Linked DNA regions of Homo sapiens: regions 1, 2 and 3 are each linked to region 4. Evidence: chromatin contacts called from ENCODE Hi-C or POLR2A ChIA-PET data. All regions are on one chromosome and are shown on one strand. Each heading gives the region's core, a stretch centred on a gene start or an enhancer-like site at or near the end of the contact. The rest is flanking DNA. Distances are from core to core; before and after follow the strand shown.

Region 1 (2,802 bases), core at 31-2,530, 1.2 Mb after region 4:
GGGGTCAGCATATCAGGCCAAGGTCTAGAGCTGCCAACCCACAGTCTACCCTCCATCCTGAGGCCCCAATACCCAGTGTAAATGCCCCTCAGGCCTTCTGCCTTCAGGATACTGGTGAGGGCATGGAAGCTGGTTTTGTACTCTCGAGTCTTGGCCCCTTCCCCGCTCAACTGCATCCGGTTCTTCACCAGGTCCAGGGGCTGGACAAAAACTGTAGCTCCCATCCTGGGGGAAGACAGAGGTGGAGTGAAGGGCCAGGCATTCCAGATCTACCAGTGCCCACTGGAGCCTGGCAGCAAGAGGTTACAAAGGTCAGGGCCTGCCATGCGATTCAAGAATCAGGATGCTGGTGAGCATGTGTATAAGAGTCTATATGTACACCAAGTGCAACGGGTCTGAAAAGTCTAGTTGTCCAGTAGGGGCCATGCAATGAAAGTGCTCCAAGCAGCTTCATGACAGTCAAGCAGTGACCTGGGGCTGCACGCAGTCCGACACAGGGAGGGGAGGAAGGGGCATCCAAGATTTAGGACTCCAGGTAGTCCTGCAGGAGCCATTTAATGGCCTGGAACCCCCTGCCGCCCGGCCGAGCTTAGCAATGCGCTGGGAAACTCAGCTGGCCCGGCGGGGGTTGTGCAACGACCCTGCATGCAGTCCATAAGGGTCCTGCAATGGGGCCCTAGCAGCCCATCGGGGAACTCGCAATACGCTGGAGATCGCGCTGACCCCGTGCCGGCACAGTTCACTGCAACAGACCCAGAGATGAACCGGGCCCGGTTCCTTTTGCCCTTCCCTTCCTCCTCTTTTCCCATCCCTGGGGCCTGAGCTTACCCGGCCAGGCCCCCAAACAGGAACTTGACGGACTTAGGGGAGGTACGGGGCTTCCCGTCTATCCCGCCGGCCCCGGCACTCGCCGTCGCCGCCATCGCCACTCAATGGCCCTCGGCTCCGGGTCCCGTGCGCGCGCGGCCCCGCTCGCGCCCAAGGTGACACCGCGCGCGCAACAGAGCGAGGGCGCGCGCACGCCCCTCCAGCTCTCAGGTCCGACACCCGCTGGAAGCCGGCGCGGGCGCAGGCGCGCAGCGCAAAGGCGGCCGGGAGTAAGGCGGAGCTGAAGGAGGAGCTTGATGGAAGCGTGCGAGAAGGGGCGTAACTGATTTGGAAACCAGAGGAAAGGCGCTGTTTTCACCGAATTAGAATCGCGGGAAAATAGAGAAGAGTTTGTTTGAAGGTCTCGCGAGATCGAGTGAGTACGGCTCGCCAAGTTGGAGCGCTCTCGCGATAGACACAGCAACTATTCAGCTGCGAGGGGACGGGAGAGGTGGTGAGCACTCTCGCGAGATTTGAAGGAGCGGCGGAGGCCAGAGGGAGGAGAGGTTTGTAAACTAGGAGGCTCCGGGTTTCCGGGCACTTTTATTAGGTCGTCTTCTGGGCCACCAGTGCCCCTTCCATCTCCACAGGCAGTCCCTCCATCGCTAACCTTTTTTTAACCGGCCTTTTAGGACCGGAAGTCCTTCATCTCAAGCATCCAATGCTGAAAGCGGCCTGATTTTCTCTACCGGAAGCCCTTTTCCAGAGGCTGGGAACACGGCCCACCTAGCAGGAAGTCCCACCTCCTTGAGCTCCGCCACCCTTCCCGAAGTTTTTCTGTCACCTGTGTTAGGCTCCGTCCCCTTTCCGCGTTTTATCCCCGTACCAGAAAAGGATACATTTAGTGCCTCCCACCCAGCTCCACTAAACGGGTTGGATATCTCATTCTTTGAGTTGGTGTTCCTTCCCCGGCGCCCCCATGTAGCTGGGAAGTGGGACCTGGGGGTGGTTGGACCCCTGGGATCCTAAAGGAGGGGCAGGGAGGGCGCAGAACTCCGCTTCTGCTCCTTGCTACCAGGACGCGCGGCCTCCTCAGCCTCTTTCCTCCCGCTGCCATGCACCCTGCAGCCTTCCCGCTTCCTGTGGTTGTGGCCGCTGTGCTGTGGGGAGCGGCCCCGACCCGGGGGCTCATTCGAGCGGTGAGTCTGAGGGACGGATGGGGAAAGGGCGCTGAAAGGAAGGGTTGCAGGCTGAAGGGGAACATCGCCTTTTTTGTCCGCAGACCTCGGACCACAATGCCAGCATGGACTTTGCAGACCTTCCAGCTCTGTTTGGGGCTACCTTGAGCCAGGAGGGCCTCCAGGTGATTTTCTTTCTTTTCTTTTCCTCCTTCCCTCCCTTCCTTCCTTTTCTGTCTTTTTTCTTTTTTTAGTATTTCGCAAGATCCTCCATCCTAGGCTGGGGTTGGGGAGGTTTGTCCTGGGTGAAACTGGAGGTAGGAAAATGAAGTTAGGAACTGAGCACGTCTAGTGTAGAACCCAGAATCTAGAGGGAGAAGACAGAGTGTCCACCCCTGGAACTCCGAGGTTATCAGGGAGACTGAAAGTGGACGAAGACAGAAGGCAGGATCAACGGTCCTTATCAGGAAGGTCTCAGGTGCTAGTTATTGCTTATATGACTTTGGGCAAGTTAATCTCTCTGAGCCTTAGTTTGTTTTACTGTAAAATGGGATATTAGAAGTTTTCCTAGGGTTATTGTGAAGATCAAAGTAGATACGCAATTTTGGTAGTATTTCATCCCAAAGACTGCCACATAGCAAGAACTCAGTTGGGCCTTAGTAGCAGTCGAGTTGTTTGTGAGATGGGTAATTAGAAAATTGAAGAGGCCGGGCGCGGTGGCTCACATCTGTAATCCCAGTTCAAGACCAGCCTGGCCAACATGGAGAAACCCTATCTCTACTAAAATGGCAAAAATTAGCTGGGCGTGATGGTGCAC
Region 2 (2,913 bases), core at 210-2,709, 1.0 Mb before region 4:
GCTCTTCTGCCCAAACCTTGGCCTTGTCTAGACAATCAGCAGTACTGCCCCAGCACCTGTCCCTCACCCCAAGGCAACTCCGCTATGATGGGAACAGGGTCAGAGGGCTGAACGCTGTCCCCATCCTGATTCCCAAGTCAGCCCTGGCGCACTCACTGAAGCTAGGAAGGGAGATGATGAGGCGTTAAGACCACAAGTCCCAACTGAGGACAGTCGACGGAGGAGGGAGGGACTGGGGGACAGGAGTAGCTCTGCACCTCCACTGCCACCCAGAGCAAAGAGGGCCTGAGGAAGATGACGACTGAGGGCCTGGGAAGGGGATTCCAGCCCCAAGGCTGGAGTCTGAGACACGGTGGAGGGAACAGAAGGAAGAGAAGGGGCTCAGGAGAAAGGGAAAGCAGGCCCCACCCGAGACAAGCTGCAGCCACTGCCACAGTCACCACCATACAGCCCCCATGGGGGATCGCTGGGAGCTTGACTCCACACTAACGACCTTTGCCTTAAAAACAGCAACTCTGGTCTGACCCACTTTTCGCAATAAGGCAGGTTAATGATCAAGTTCTGGCACAAACACTTCCCCCTGCCAAGGAGTTTGGCTCTGCCCCATGCAAAGGCAGACGCCCCCTACACCAGGTCGGCCGAGCAGGCCAACACACCTGAGAGTCTCCGCCACAGCCTGAAGACCTGCGGTTATAGCCTGGCCTCAGGGCATGAACCAGGGACGCCCCTCACAACGCACACCCCGCACCTCGTGCTCTTCCCACAAACCAAGCCTGGGAAGCCTCGAGCGGAGCTTCACTCCCAGGGCTGCAGCCCTGCGCACAGGGGATGCCTGGGAGGCCGCCGCGGAGCAGGTGCCGAAGGGGGCTGTCCCGCAAACGTCGGAGCGACCCCAGCTCAGAGAGCTCCCATGCTCGGGCGCAGAGGGGGTGGGGCCGCCGATTCTTTCGGTCTGCGGCGGCGGCGCACCCCGAAACCGCGTGTGCGCGCACGTGTCCCCGCGATGAGGCGCGCGTGTGCCCGCCGAGGGTGCCAGCCGAGGCTGCCCTCCACGGGACCGCACGTGCGAAACCCGGGCCGCAGCCGGGGGCGACTGTGAAGGTGACCTTCAGCGCGGGGGCGACCCGGTGAAGGCCCCAGCGAGATACAACCGGGCCCGACGCGGAGGGAAGGCGGCGATCCCCGCGGAGTCCCGAACCCGCCCGCCCTGGTCCGGCGCCCCCCGCCCAGCGGCCCGCTGGCCCTGGCCCCGCTCACCGGCCGCGCCCGGCCGCCCCTTGCCCCCGGCCTGCGAGCCGTGTTCCCGGGCGCTGTCGGCCGGGGCGGCCGCCGGCAACTCGTCCGTCTTGATAACCATGGTGGCGGGAGCGGGCGTCCGCCTCGGCTGTCCGCGCCGCCCGCCGCGCCACTAACCCAAGTGCCCTGCGCGCCGCGGCTGCTGAGGGAAGGACGGAGTCACCGGCCCACGTGGTGCGCGCCGTGGCCTTTGACCCCGCCGCCGTTTCCCTGCCCCACCCTCGCGCCCGGCCCAGCCCACGGCGGCCCGCGAGGGACAAAACGCGCCGCGCCTGGTTCCCCGCCCACGGACGCGGTGACTTTCCAGAACGTCTTAAAGGCAACGCACTCTGACTCAAGGCCCAGGGAGGCTGGGCGCCCTCGCGGGGCGGGGCCTCGGGGAGACTCCCTGCTGCTCGCTGCCCGTCGGGCGGGCACTGTGACCTTGGGTGGAGACTGGTCTGGTTCTGCCATGGCTAATCCTCCCCTCTCCAAGGATCCCCTGTTTTCTCTTGCAGATTTGCTAAATGACCGCGCAGTCTGTCATCTGCGGTGTTCGCGTGACCCTCAGCGCCCTCCCCACCCGGCAGGCCCTTTCCCGCCGAATGGGTGCGGCTGGATTATTGAGGGAGTGGAGGGTCGCTTAGGGCACGGGCACGAGAGGCGAGGGCGAGACGTGGCTAATGGGGATCAAGAGTCAGAATGGACCCGCCAAACTTTGCCCCGAGCCAGAACGGGCTCCCTACCCGCGTCCTCGACCCATGGGTCCTCACCTCCAGGCTGGTGTCCTCATTTTACAGTGGAGGAGGCCGAGACCAAGGTCACACAGAGAGCAAGGGGTAGAGCCGGGTCTGACTCCATCCACAGCCAGGACGCTTTAACTCGTATTTTTCACTTGGCAGGGGCTTGGCGGGGACGGAACGGTGAGGTCAGAGAATGCTGCAGAGGGGACATTGGGACCAGGTCTTGCAGTGAGTTGAAGTGCTCCAGGCAGAGAGCGCCGGTGGGTCTTTCCTGGCCAGGCCGCAGGGGGCCTTTGGGAAGCACCCGAGGCCTATAACCTTCGGAGCGTTTGTCAAGCTCTAATGAGAACTGGAAAGCTTCAGCTTCCCGAGGTGGGCTGGGAGGGCCTTAGGTAGGGCCTCGCACAAATTGCGAAGGAAAGCCGACCTTGTTCTGGAGAGCACGTGGTGAGGAAAGCCAGCGACTTGATGTGAGCATTTAAACGGGAGGAAGGAAGATGAGAACTGGTAAGATTCTTCTCGGCCGGGCGGTGCAGCGGCTCACGCCTGTAATCCTAGCACTTTGGGAGGCCGAAGCCAGGCGGATGACTTGAGTTCAGGATTCGGAAGTTTGAGACCAACCTGGGCAACATTTCAAAACCCCCGTCTCTACAAAAAATATTGTTTAAAAAAAGCCAGGTGTAGTGGCACGCGCCTGTAGTCCCAGCTACTTGGGAGCTGAGCTGGGAGTATCACTCAGGACGGCTCAGATTGAGCCCAGGAGTTCCAAGCTGCAGTGAGCTATGATCGCACCACTGCACTCCTGCCTGGGTGACACAGACACCGTCTCAAAAAAAAAAAAAAAAAAAAAGCCGGGCGCGGTGGCTCACGCCTGTAATTCCAGCACTTTGGGAGG
Region 3 (2,751 bases), core at 1-2,500, 1.0 Mb after region 4:
TACAGGCATGCGCCACCATGCCCAGCTAATTCTGTATTTTTAGTAGAGACGGGGTTTCTCCATGTTGGTCAGGCTGGTCTCGAACTCCTGACCTCAGGTGATCCACCCGCCTCGGCCTCCCAAAGTGCTGGGATTACAGGTGTGAGCCACCAAACCCAGCCTTTATTTTTTAAATATAGGAGATGGGGTCTCACTATATTGCCCAGGCTGGTCTCGAAGTCCTTAGTTCAAGTGATCCTCCCACCTCAGCCTCCCAAAGAGCTGAAATTACAGGAGTGAGCCACCATGCCCAGCCCCCAAATTTTTTTATAAAGACAGTATCTCACTATGTTCCCCAGGCTAGACCATTCAGTTTAACTGAGTCTAACCTTCATGTGCTAACCTTGGGCAAACTAGTTTCATTCTTGATAATCTACTATAAACTGTTACAAACGATCTTTCCAAAAAAGGTAATTCTGGTCATAACACACTTCTTAAAAACCCTTTAAAGGCTCAAATGTCTTCAGACTCAAGTCCAAAGTACATAGCTTGCAAGCCTTTTCCTGATTCCGCTCCTCTCTCCAGCCTCACCATTGTCATACCTAACCCCCACCACGCTCCGTTCACTCCAGGCAGGCAGAATCCCTTGCTGGACTCCACATGCGCTGTTCCCGTCACAGCACCATGCTGTTGCCTATGCCGTCTCCCTTTTCCACTACAAGCTTTCATCCACGTAGTTCACCTTTAAGATTCAGCTCACGCCTGTAATCCCAGCACTTTGGGAGGCCGAAGAGGGTGGATCGCTTGAGGTCGAGTTCGAGACCAACCTGGCCAACATGGTGAAACCCCGTCTCTACTAAAAATACAAAAATCAGCCGGGCGTGGTGGCGGGCGCCTATAATCCCAGGCACCCGGGAAGCTGAAGCAGGAGAATCGCTTGAACCTGGGAGGTGGAGGTTGCAGGGAGGGAGATCTTGCGACTGCACTCCAACCTGGACGACAGAGTAAGACTGTCTCATAAATAAATAAACTTGTGTAGAATAAACTAGAGGCCACAGACAGTGTCAAGAAGATGGACAGGTCTGAATGGCCTCGGGCTAGGGGATATTCCACTGTCGCCTCTGACTACGGGTGGTCCTGTGGCTGAGGCGCAGCGGGCCCTGGGAGTTGTAGTTCATCAAGCGGACCGAGGAGGCGAGGCTGCGCTGAGCATCCTGGGAATCGTAGTGCTCGCTACACGGTGCCCTCTGCGCAGGCGCACACCGAGAGCCACTTCCGGAACAAGCGTCGCGTTTCTGAGGAGAAACTCTTGGTGAGAATTCCCAGAGTGATAATGGCTACCTACAGCCTGGCGAACGAGAGACTACGCGCTCTGGAAGACATTGAACGGGAAATCGGCGCCATCCTTCAGAATGCAGGTTCGGGATGCGACAACCTGGACAGCGGGGAGCGAAAGCGTGACCGGGCTGCACTGGCAGCCTGACCTGGGACTTGGAGCAGGGTTGGGGAGGGAATCCTACGTGCGTGCGCAGCGAAAGGGCGGGACTGAGAGGGGCTGGCCTAGGGAGAGGCTACACTGGCAGTCTCCGTGTGTCCCCGCCCTCTCTCCGCCCTGGCAGGTACTGTGATCCTAGAATTGTCCAAGGAAAAAACTAACGAGCGGCTCCTAGACCGGCAGGCGGCGGCCTTCACCGCTTCAGTGCAACACGTGGAGGCGGAGCTGTCAGCTCAGATCCGCTACCTCACCCAGGTCGGTGTGTCTGGGGGGTTCTGCGAGCGAACCCCAGCTCTGGGTCAAAGCCTCAGGCTTGGGTGATCCAGGGTGGAGCATTAACTGGGCAGGACCAGACCTCCCCAGCCGGCCATCCAGAGCGGGTTTCTTCCTCTAAAAGGAAAGAATGGGCCGGGCGCAGTGGCTTGACAGAGTTCGAGACCAGCCTGGCCAACACGGTGAAACCTCGTCTCTACTAAAAATATAAAAATTAGGCCAGGCTCGGTGGCTCACTCCTGTAATCCCAGCACTTTGGGAGGCTGAGGCGGGTGGATCATCTGAGGTCAGGAGTTCGAGACCAGCCTGGCCAACATGGTGAAACTCCGTCTCTACTAAAAATACAAAAATTAGCTGGGCTGGTAGCGGGCACCTGTAATCCCAGCTACTTGGAAGGGTGAGGCAGGAGAATCGCTTGAACCCAGGAGGTGGAGGTTGCAGTGAGCCAAGATTGCAGCACTGCACTCCAGCCTGGGTGACAAAGCAAGACTGTCTCAAAAAAAAAAAAAGCCGGGCTTGGTGGTGAGTACCGGTAACCCCAGCTACTTGGAAGGCTGAGGCAGGAGAATCGCTTGAACCCAGGAGGCGGAGGTTGTTGTACTTAGCCGAGATCATGCCATTGCACTCCAGCCTGGGTAACAGAGCAAAAACTCTGTCTCAAAAAATAATAAATAATAAAATGAAAGAATTAAAGGTGGCCCTGCATACCTCACTGGGTAACATCACATGTGCCTAGCAGAAGATGTGTAAATAATGCTAGAACTACAGAACTTTGTCACTGGAAACTTGGCCTGACCTCCAGGCCACGAGGTCCCAAATCCTTATATCCTGAGAAGAGGGACAGGATTGAGAAGGTTCTGAAATCGTCGCAGGGACCACTACCATTACTAATTTTTACGGTGTGCCAGATACTCTGCATTACTTTATCTAATCCTCAACAACTCTAGGAAGTAGTTATTGTCACCCCCATTTTACAGACAAGATTAACATAAGTTAAATGATTT
Region 4 (2,976 bases), core at 37-2,536:
CTGGCGAGCTAGAAGAATAGGACAGAATAACCCGATTATAAAAGGGGCAGTGGGAGAGAAAGGCGAGTACTAGGAGATGAAGTTGAAGAATTAAGCAGAGACCAGATCAAGTACTGCCTTGCTCTGGCCATGAAAAAAGTATGGATTTTAGTCTAAGTGTGCTCAAGCATCAGTTTTGTTTGTTTGTTATTTTTAATAAGCAGGGGAATGGCACAATCTAATGTCTGCTCTTAGAAGACGGATAGCTGTTACGTGGGAATTATTTGTAAAGAATGTGGGAAAAGCAGAGGCAAGAAAGGCAGGCCGAAGGTTATTGCAACAGCCCTGGCAAGAAAGGGTAGCTTGAATTACAACGGCAGTGGAAATGGAGAGAAGTGAATGGGTTTAGGATATATTTTGGCCCTGAAATGGCAGGGCTTGCTGCTGGAATAGACGTGGGGATGTAGGAAAGAGGAGTCACAGGTAATCCCTCGAGTTCCTTGTACTGTAACTGGAGTATATCTCCCTCCTGAGGGTAGCTAAGGAACGGGTTGGGACAGAGGGTTGGTTTTTTGCACCAAAAGATCTATTTTGGACATGGACATGTTATGCAAAGATGCTATTATCTCTTCTAGGGGCGATGCCCGTGAGCAACTGGATAATCAAATCTGGAGCATTTCAGTCTCAAACACCTCCTCAGAGTGATCCCAGGAGATCTCTGCAGCCACGGTGACATTTTCTTTATCTGAAGCGATGACACAGCTCACTGAATGCCATTCTTCCACATGCTGGAAAAGCGAGGTCTAGTGAACACAATTCCTTTCCGTGCGGAAAGTCTGAAATCTTTTTAACACTTCGGACACAGAGCATCGTAAGGTCCCAGAATAGAGGGTGTGAGCAATTTCAGCGCTCACCTCGGCCCAAGCGAAGCTCCAGCGGGAGCAATTGAGACCCAGGGACGAAGCTAGGGAGGGCCTGGCAGCCCCCGGCACTGGCCGGCAGGGGTAACCCAGGAAAAACAGTCTCCTGGCCTCTCGTTACCCGCTTCAGGCCCTCCGCCCTCCCCTGGCCTCTCGGGACGGCCGCGCTTACCTGAACCGAACTGTACGCACAAGCGCGCTCCTGACTCCAGGTGCACACCGTGGAGGCCTGAAACGAGAGCCATGACCGCGACGCGCTGAACAAACCAAGCCGCCAGTTTTCCGTCCCGTCCCGGCCCCGGCCCTGGCGAGGTGCGCATGCGCAGGGCCGGGAGCTAGGACCCCGCGGCAGGCGGGCGCGTCCGCGTCGCACGGAAGTCTCGCGATGTTTGCGTTTGAACCTCTTGGCGGGTGCCGGCCATGGCGGCTTCGCTCCCGGGACCTGGGAGCCGGCTTTTCCGCACATATGGGGCTGCGGACGGCAGGAGACAGCGGCGGCCGGGCCGGGAAGCCGCGCAGTGGTTCCCGCCGCAGGACCGGAGGCGTTTCTTCAACAGCAGCGGCAGCAGCGACGCCAGCATCGGCGACCCCTCGCAGTCCGACGATCCTGACGATCCCGACGACCCCGACTTCCCCGGCAGCCCGGTGAGGCGGCGGCGGAGGCGTCCCGGCGGCCGAGTGCCCAAGGACCGGCCCAGCCTGACCGTGACCCCAAAGCGCTGGAAGCTGCGAGCTCGCCCAAGCCTAACCGTGACCCCAAGACGCCTGGGGCTGCGAGCTCGGCCCCCGCAGAAGTGCAGCACACCCTGCGGCCCGCTCCGACTTCCGCCCTTCCCCAGCCGCGACTCCGGCCGCCTCAGCCCGGACCTCAGCGTGTGCGGCCAGCCCAGGGACGGCGACGAGCTGGGCATCAGTGCCTCCCTGTTCAGCTCTCTGGCCTCGCCCTGCCCCGGGTCCCCAACGCCAAGGGACAGTGTCATCTCGATCGGCACCTCCGCCTGTCTGGTTGCAGCCTCAGCCGTCCCGAGCGGCCTCCACCTCCCAGAAGTCTCCCTGGACCGAGCATCTCTCCCCTGCTCCCAGGAGGAAGCGACAGGAGGAGCCAAGGACACCAGGATGGTCCACCAAACCCGCGCCAGCCTCAGGTCAGTTCTCTTTGGCCTTATGAACTCAGGAACCCCTGAGGATTCTGAGTTTCGGGCAGATGGGAAGAATATGAGAGAGTCCTGCTGTAAAAGGAAACTGGTGGTGGGAAATGGACCAGAGGGTCCAGGTCTGTCAAGCACAGGCAAGAGGAGGGCCACAGGCCAGGACTCTTGTCAAGAGAGAGGGCTTCAAGAGGCCGTCCGGAGAGAGCATCAGGAGGCCAGTGTTCCCAAGGGCCGCATTGTGCCAAGGGGAATAGACAGGCTGGAGAGAACTAGATCAAGCCGGAAGAGCAAACATCAGGAGGCAACGGAAACCTCTCTCCTCCATTCCCACCGCTTTAAAAAGGGCCAAAAGCTGGGAAAAGATTCGTTCCCCACCCAGGACCTGACTCCTTTACAGAATGTCTGCTTTTGGACCAAAACCAGGGCTTCCTTCAGTTTCCACAAGAAGAAAATTGTGACTGATGTGTCAGAGGTCTGCAGCATCTATACCACTGCCACTTCTCTCTCTGGATCCCTCCTATCAGAATGTTCAAACCGGCCTGTCATGAACAGAACAAGTGGTGCTCCGTCCTCTTGGCACTCCTCCTCTATGTATTTGCTAAGCCCCTTAAACACTCTAAGTATTTCAAACAAAAAGGCATCTGATGCTGAAAAGGTTTATGGGGAATGCAGTCAGAAGGGTCCTGTCCCCTTTAGCCATTGCCTTCCCACAGAAAAACTGCAACGCTGTGAGAAGATTGGGGAAGGGGTGTTTGGCGAAGTGTTTCAAACAATTGCTGATCACACACCCGTAGCCATAAAAATCATTGCTATTGAAGGACCAGATTTAGTCAATGGATCCCATCAGAAAACCTTTGAGGAAATCCTGCCAGAGATCATCATCTCCAAAGAGTTGAGCCTCTTATCCGGTGAAGTGTGCAACCGCA

What was found. A loop is a pair of places that touch in the nucleus more often than their neighbours do. ChIA-PET counts read pairs that join two places held with the same protein, here RNA polymerase II (POLR2A). Pooled maps may share reads with other maps.
Region 1: a pooled map shows a loop between it and region 4 (14-fold over the local background). The contact joins the promoter of RNF167 here to the promoter of HASPIN in region 4. A Hi-C loop is called at or near these places in 1 of 37 single-sample maps with no recorded cell type and 7 of 50 pooled maps. POLR2A ChIA-PET finds 5 or more read pairs at or near these places in 2 of 52 experiments (AG04450 and BJ).
Region 2: a loop to region 4 is called in a map of naive thymus-derived CD4-positive, alpha-beta T cell, with 32 times the contacts of the local background. The contact joins the promoter of CLUH here to the promoter of HASPIN in region 4. A Hi-C loop is called at or near these places in 1 of 168 maps with a recorded cell type or tissue (naive thymus-derived CD4-positive, alpha-beta T cell) and 8 of 50 pooled maps. POLR2A ChIA-PET finds 5 or more read pairs at or near these places in 1 of 52 experiments (PC-9).
Region 3: a pooled map shows a loop between it and region 4 (5-fold over the local background). The contact joins the promoter of MED11 here to the promoter of HASPIN in region 4. A Hi-C loop is called at or near these places in 1 of 37 single-sample maps with no recorded cell type and 2 of 50 pooled maps. POLR2A ChIA-PET finds 5 or more read pairs at or near these places in 1 of 52 experiments (activated T-cell).

The regions. Positions count from the first base shown.
Region 1 is chr17:4,938,988-4,941,789 of GRCh38, forward strand. RNF167 (ring finger protein 167) reads left to right here and starts at 1,281. Exons shown (of 10, transcript NM_015528.3): 1 at 1,281-1,373; 2 at 1,500-2,006; 3 at 2,090-2,170. The coding sequence starts at 1,923. It overlaps SLC25A11 (solute carrier family 25 member 11), which reads right to left and starts at 1,059. Exons shown (of 8, transcript NM_003562.5): 1 at 829-1,059; 2 at 73-225. The coding sequence starts at 923. RefSeq lists enhancers at 1-392, 1,109-1,178, 2,059-2,188 and silencers at 899-968, 1,531-1,725.
Region 2 is chr17:2,710,305-2,713,217 of GRCh38, forward strand. It overlaps CLUH (CLUH binding protein of NUMT mRNA), which reads right to left and starts at 1,460. Exons shown (of 26, transcript NM_001366661.1): 1 at 1,258-1,460. The coding sequence starts at 1,357. LOC105371592 (a long non-coding RNA gene) reads left to right here and starts at 2,005. Exons shown (of 2, transcript NR_136412.1): 1 at 2,005-2,095; 2 at 2,178-2,529. RefSeq lists enhancers at 19-98, 933-1,829, 1,830-2,725 and silencers at 1,339-1,458, 1,589-1,768.
Region 3 is chr17:4,730,178-4,732,928 of GRCh38, forward strand. It overlaps MED11 (mediator complex subunit 11), which reads left to right and starts at 1,251. Exons shown (of 3, transcript NM_001001683.4): 1 at 1,251-1,397; 2 at 1,599-1,729. The coding sequence starts at 1,313. RefSeq lists enhancers at 1,048-1,187, 1,087-1,906, 1,198-1,247.
Region 4 is chr17:3,722,617-3,725,592 of GRCh38, forward strand. It overlaps HASPIN (histone H3 associated protein kinase), which reads left to right and starts at 1,287. Exons shown (of 1, transcript NM_031965.2): 1 at 1,287-2,976. The coding sequence starts at 1,320. ITGAE (integrin subunit alpha E) reads right to left here. Exons shown (of 31, transcript NM_002208.5): 27 at 1,072-1,128; 28 at 672-767. It also overlaps a transcript of P2RX5 not described here. RefSeq lists a silencer at 1,188-1,347 and an enhancer at 1,217-1,972.